Linked DNA regions of Mus musculus: region 1 is linked to region 2. The links are chromatin loops, found by intact Hi-C in ENCODE. Cell type or tissue: heart. All regions are shown on one strand. Each heading gives the region's core, and the rest is flanking DNA. Links, peaks and the distances in the headings are about the cores only. Region 1 overlaps Cox7b2 (cytochrome c oxidase subunit 7B2). Region 2 holds the start of Gabrb1 (gamma-aminobutyric acid (GABA) A receptor, subunit beta 1).

Region 1 (2,918 bases), core at 138-2,637, 160 kb after region 2:
AGGACCATTCATGCTACTACTCAAATTTTCATAAGATTTTGGTATACTAAAAATAGCTTAAACTTTGTGCTTCAGTATTAGTTTACAGCAATGGAAGAACATAAACAGTATGGATGTGAGCCGGTGGAAAACTTCTTCAGGAAGATAATAAAGTTTTACTAGAGATGACCTAGAAATGAGATTTAATGTAGATGCCTTTAAGAGGGAAACAGATTCAAGAGAGACCCAGAGGAATGCAGCAGAGTGTTAGGGAGAGGTGCTGCTCAGTCGAGTCTTGGTTGAAACAGAAGACTGATCCAAAATCAGCATGTGTTGGGGGTATTTATGTTAAATAAATTTCAGAGAACCATCTAAGGGAATGAAAAAAAAATGATTTCATATATTTCATGACCATTTTACTACAGAAGTAAATATGGTAAAGGCTGGGAAACTTGAAAGAGGTCCATGAGATTATGATTTTATATATATATATATATAGGTGCAGGGGAGTAATAAAATATTAGAAATGAAAGCAAAATTGGGATATTGAAGGTAAATAAAGGATACAGAGGTGGGAAGGAGCAGGAGGAGGACAGAGTCGGACACATGAACCAAAACTAAGTTTGTATTAAAATGCCATAAGGAATTCTGATGCTTTGTAAGCTAATAGAACACTAAAAGTATAAAAGGAAAATCTTAGCAGATCTGTGAGTATATTAATTATTCATGATTTTTCAAGGTATATAGCTACTATGGAGTTTGCATGTAAATGTATTTTGTGTTTTAAATAAATGTTTTCATAATAGTTAACATATGATAAGCTATATATATATTTTTCACTTAAAAACATTTTAAATTATGCTCCCATACTTCATATCTCAACCTCATTTTCCTCTCCCTCCACTCTTCCCAGCCATCCCACCATCCTTCACTTCTCCCCAAGATTCAATACTTTATGCAGGTCAGAAAAATAAAGAAAGAAAAGAAAAAGAGAAAGAGCAGGTCTCTGAGGGATATCAACCTAACATGGCTTAGTGCGTTACAATAAGACTAGGCGCAAACCTAACATGGCTTAGCGCATTACAATAAGACTAGGCACAAACCCTTATATCAAGGTAACCAAGTAGGAGGAAAGGGTCCCAAGAGCAGGCTAAAGAGTCAGAGATACCCGTTATTCCTAGTGTTAGGAGAACCAAAAGAACACCAAGCTACACAAACATAATGTATATGCAGAGGACTTGGTACAGATCTATGTAGGCTGCATGGTTATCACTTCAGTTTCTGTGAGCCCCTATGAACTCTGCTTAGTTAGCTCTGTGGGGTTGTGTTTTCCTGGTGTCTGTAAACCCTCTGGCTCCTACAATCATTCCTTCCCCTCTTCTATGGGGTTCCTTTGGCTCCACCTAGTGTTTGGTTGTGCATCTACTCACATCAGTTGTTGGATGAAGCCTCTAATGACAATTGGGCTAGGCACTGATCTATGAGTATAGTAAAATACCATTAGGAAATTAGGAATTCTTTCTTTTTCTTTCTTTCTTTCTTTCTTTCTTTCTTTCTTTCTTTCTTTCTTTCTTTCTTTCTTTCTTTTTTTTTTTGGCAGTAATGTTGACTCTATCCTGGGTCTCTGGATGTTCAGCCTCTGGTTCCTGGCTTTCCAGGCAGTTTCAGGCCTGGGCTCCCTCTTATGGTGTGGGTCTCTAGCTGGACCAGTAATTGATTGGCCAGTTCCACAAGTTCTCAGCCATCATTAATTATCCTAACACATCTTGCAAATAGGACAGATTGTAACAGCTCAAAGGTTTTGCGATAAACTGTATTATAAGAGGCCAGGATGTAGTATAAGTTAAATGTTGAATGGGGTAGTCATCTAGCACGAAGAAAAGTTCTTTCTTGAAATTATTAATTCCACAGAGGTGTATGTGCATGGGAGGCTAGGGGTGTGGTATTTGAACAGTAAGTACTTGTGGTAAACCCTAAATGAAGCCATCTTTATTAGTAGTGGTTAGAGCAAACTAGACATTAACAATATAGATGGGAGTACCTTACCGAAAAGATGTAGTTAAGAAAGTAAAAAGCACAGAAGACAGATATTTATTTGCAACAATGTGGCATTAATTTGTTGTGTAATAGAGAAGAAGAAAATAAGTTAAGCAGTTGAAAAGTGCAGAAATGCAGAGGGAACCCTGGGCCTCGGGTTTGTTAGACCAGGGCCCTGCTTTGAGTACTACATTCATAGTCCTCAACTCTTTAAAAATCCTTAATTAAAAAAGGTAAGAAGTGTAGATGAAAGCTAGAATGAAATGAAAATTAGAGACATAGTCCTGGCTTGTACAGGAAAAAAAAATGTAGTGGTAAAGAATGGTGTTCGGGGTGTGAACAATTGATGGTGCCCGAAGGAACACATGAAGAGAAATGAATTCTCATTGGACACCTAGGGGAACCTGCTTCAGAAACATCAGTTGCAGCTCCAGTCCAGGAATCTATTCAGAGTGGTTTTGTAGCAGAAACTAAGGCCTTCCCTAAGAGCAAGAATTCACCAGTGTAGGGACTCTCTAGTTAGAAGAAAGATATTTGGTTGAACGTGCCTGTCTACTAGAGAGAGACTGTTTTATAAAAGAAACATCCTTCCATTGGCACCCAAAGAATGCCAGAAACTAGGAAGAAATGAAGAAAATTTAAAAATGAATTTCAAGAACAAAAATGTACTTTAACCCAAATCTGGTGATTTGATGATCTTTTAAACTTTATTGAAAGACAGGCATATAAATCAGATTTCATCCATACTGCCCACAGCACCTTGAACCACTTTCCTCTTAAATATCATGAACATATAGCAGAAAAATTAACGCATTGATAGGAGTACCCTAGATGGTATGATGCACATATAAACTGACCTGCATCCAGTTGAAGCTCAGAACAAAAGTACTTTTATGTCCTTT
Region 2 (2,910 bases), core at 1-2,500:
GTATCAGTCTCTTAAACGTCTTTGTTTATTAAAAAAAAAATCTACTTTCTAAATCAAATTTTAAAAATGGATTTCTTTTTCAGTGTAGTAGTAGAAAAACACTTGAAAATATTATCTGAAACAATCCAAGACATTATAAAATAGCATTTTAGCCAAACCATTTAAGACAGCGAGTTTCAACTCTGCCAACCCCAACCACACATTTTATCCATATACCACCCGTTGAATGATCTATAAATGTATGTATTGCTTCCTGGCCTAATCTAAAAGATGAAAAAGGAAAATTCTTAAACCTTAGCATATTACAATAAAAATGCCCCACTAGGAATGGGAGGAAGAACAATAAGTGTTACAGAGAGAATATCCGAAAGGATCCCAGTCTAAGTTACTCAGCGTATCTAAATCTCTGGTGCTGGAATTAGTTCCCTTTTGGGAGTGGATAAAAATGACCTTTTGTTCCTGTTGATCTTGCTGTTCCCTGGGTGGTGGGTTCTAGAAAAGCAACAGGCAATTCCTTCCCTGGGAACTCTCACAATTAGAAAAGGGCTTCTCAGGGTGAATGGAAACAACCAACAACACAAGAGGCTGCTCTGACTTGAATCCCTTTTACCACAGCCCCAGAGAAAAGAAGTGCTATGAAGACGGGGGGGGGGGGGGGGGGGGGAGGAAAAGAGGGAGGGAGGGAGGAAGGGAGGGAAGGAGGAAGGGAAGAAGGGAGAGAAGGATGGTAAAGTGTAGATCCCTTAAAATTAATGACTAAAATAAACCAGCCCTCCCCCACCTCAGTCCTATTAATCATCAGATCTCTATTTTTTCTGCCCAGATTTCTAGACGAAAGCCAAGTCATATGACTCGCCGATTCTCCTCCAACTTAAAACTTTCAAGCTGCAGGAAGACAAACACATGAACCCTTGCATGGGTCCAGAATGCCTAGAAGCAAGCTTGGGCACTTCTGCTGTTAGCAATCCTGAACTGTTCATCTCAGCCTGTTGCTCTTGCCACACACTGCGCTGGATTCTGTGGTAGGGAGGGGACACTCGCGAGCCCAGCCAGCCTGGTGGCTGAGATGGGTGGGTTGGGGCTTTCAGGCTGCTCAGCTGTGGAGATTTTGGGGCTCTTGTCTGGCCACAGCTGGCTGCGAACCCCTGGTCCGGGGGAACCCACTGTACACCACTTGGCCGCCGGCAGATGGTGCCCTGCACAGCCCGACAGTCGGGGAGACCCGGCTAAAGTAAGGCTCAGACTCCGCCCCAGCCAATCCACCGGCGCAACAGTCCCCCTTCCTTCCCAAAATAGTGCGGAGTACGTCTCCTTCGGAGCACTGCGGTAGCCTGTGTGTGTGTCGAAAATACAAACTGTGGGGCGACCGACAGTGTGTGTACTGGAGTGGGGCGTACGCGCGGAGTGGGGACCCTGGGGACCAGGGCCGAGGTGACCACCAATGAAAAGCAGAGGACGGGGAACTGGTTCATTTCTCATCTGCGTAAGCTCGGCCGGCCGCCGAGCCCTTGGGGAGGCCACTCACCATATTCACTTCCGAGACCATGTCTATGCTGGCGACATCGATCCGCATCCCGACGTCCACCGGGGGCCCTGCCAGGGAGGTGGACCACAGCAAAGACAGTCTTTGAGTGGCAGGGAGCTGAGGGGACATTGGGGGCTTCCCAGATCTTATTACAGACTAAGCAGGCTCCCTCCCTACCCCTTTCCTGTTGTAGGGGACAGCGGGAGAAAACAGGTGTGGGCACACGCGTGATGCAGTGACAGTGCAGAGGGTGTGTCGGCTTGAAGAGAGGGACAGCTCAGCCTGAGGATACGTCCACCTGAGATTGGGGATAGTGCGTGGTGTGTGTGTGTGTGTGTGTGTGTGTGTGTGTGTGTGTGTGTGTGTGTGCGCGCAGGGCGTAGTATTGCACGTTTACAGGAACGGTAAAATGGGGAAGGAGGCATTATATCTGACAGAAAAGGTGAACTAGGGATGGGTAACAGGTTGAAAAAAAAAATGAAGAAGCATTACCTCCAAAGTCCGGCCGCAAGCGAATGTCATATCCTTTGAGCAGTCGGTCCACTGTCTCTTTCACGTATGACATGTTGCTGGGTTCATTGGAGCTGAAGGGAAGAAGTAGGGACCGTATTCAGAAAGATCACAAACTGAAAACAGACATAAAAAAAGATCCAGGCACACCTACCCCCAAATAACAAGATACATGATCCAGCAGGCACGGGAAAATAAAAAATAAAAGAAGAAGAAGAAAATCACCAAGGAAAAAAAAAGAGAGAGAGATTGAAGCAGGCAGCTCACCTGTGTGCACAACAAACCATAGCAACCATCACGGGAAAAGAGAGAAGCCCCAAACTCTCTCGATTTTGTACTGTCCACATTCCTAACTCTGATGAAAGAATTGTCTTTTCTGCGAAGATTCAAGGAATGCAACTTAGTCGGCGGCTGGGCAGTAATTCCCGAATGGACCTGCGCATGCGCAGAGGGTACTCACTACCAAAAGACACCTTGTGCCTTGCAAACAATATTCCTAGTGGAACAGGCAACAGATTTCAATCCCTTTAAAGTTCCTGTCTGAGGTGCTCCGCGTTCTCTGGGTAGTCGAATACAACCTGCTGTCTCTATGCAAAGGAGCCAACGTGCCTGTGTGTGTGTGTGTGTGCCCAGTTTTCCTGAGCTGTGGTTTGCTGTGTTCCTTTCCCTCCTGTCCTAAGCTTGAATTTTTTTCTTTTTCCTTTTCTTTTCCTTCTTTCTTTTCTTTTCCTTCTTTTTTTTTTCTTTTTTAAAACAGGGCTTTCAATGATCTGGCTAAGGCTGTCTGGCATCTTTTGTTGACAGTTATAGAGGTCCTAGAACAAGAAGTCTGGAGATGGTTCTCTGGTTGTCTGTAGAAAAGATGGGGAGGGTGC

Evidence for each region. Peaks named below come from ENCODE experiments on the same cell type or tissue, not always from the same donor. Only the 100,000 strongest peaks of a DNase experiment are listed, where the experiment ranks them.
Region 1: a loop joins it to region 2, with 4 times the contacts of the local background. A loop is called at or near these places in 2 of 42 quality-filtered maps.

Annotation. Positions count from the first base shown.
Region 1 is chr5:71,544,210-71,547,127 of GRCm38, reverse strand. The region is part of intron 1 of Cox7b2 (cytochrome c oxidase subunit 7B2); the gene reads left to right. Among named protein-coding and RNA genes, the nearest start is that of Cox7b2, 2.5 kb to the left of the region's middle. In heart, for the core only: a CTCF peak has its summit at 1,391 (motif pointing left); no DNase peak of the experiment used is centred there.
Region 2 is chr5:71,699,488-71,702,397 of GRCm38, reverse strand. Gabrb1 (gamma-aminobutyric acid (GABA) A receptor, subunit beta 1) reads right to left here and starts at 2,466. Exons shown (of 9, transcript NM_008069.5): 1 at 2,303-2,466; 2 at 2,018-2,109; 3 at 1,526-1,593. The coding sequence starts at 2,382. Gm38562 (a long non-coding RNA gene) reads left to right here and starts at 690. Exons shown (of 4, transcript XR_868471.1): 1 at 690-727; 2 at 824-1,022. In heart, for the core only: a CTCF peak has its summit at 1,181 (motif pointing right); a DNase peak (open chromatin) is centred at 1,207; H3K4me3 peaks cover 1,840 bases; H3K27ac peaks cover 640 bases; H3K27me3 peaks cover 414 bases.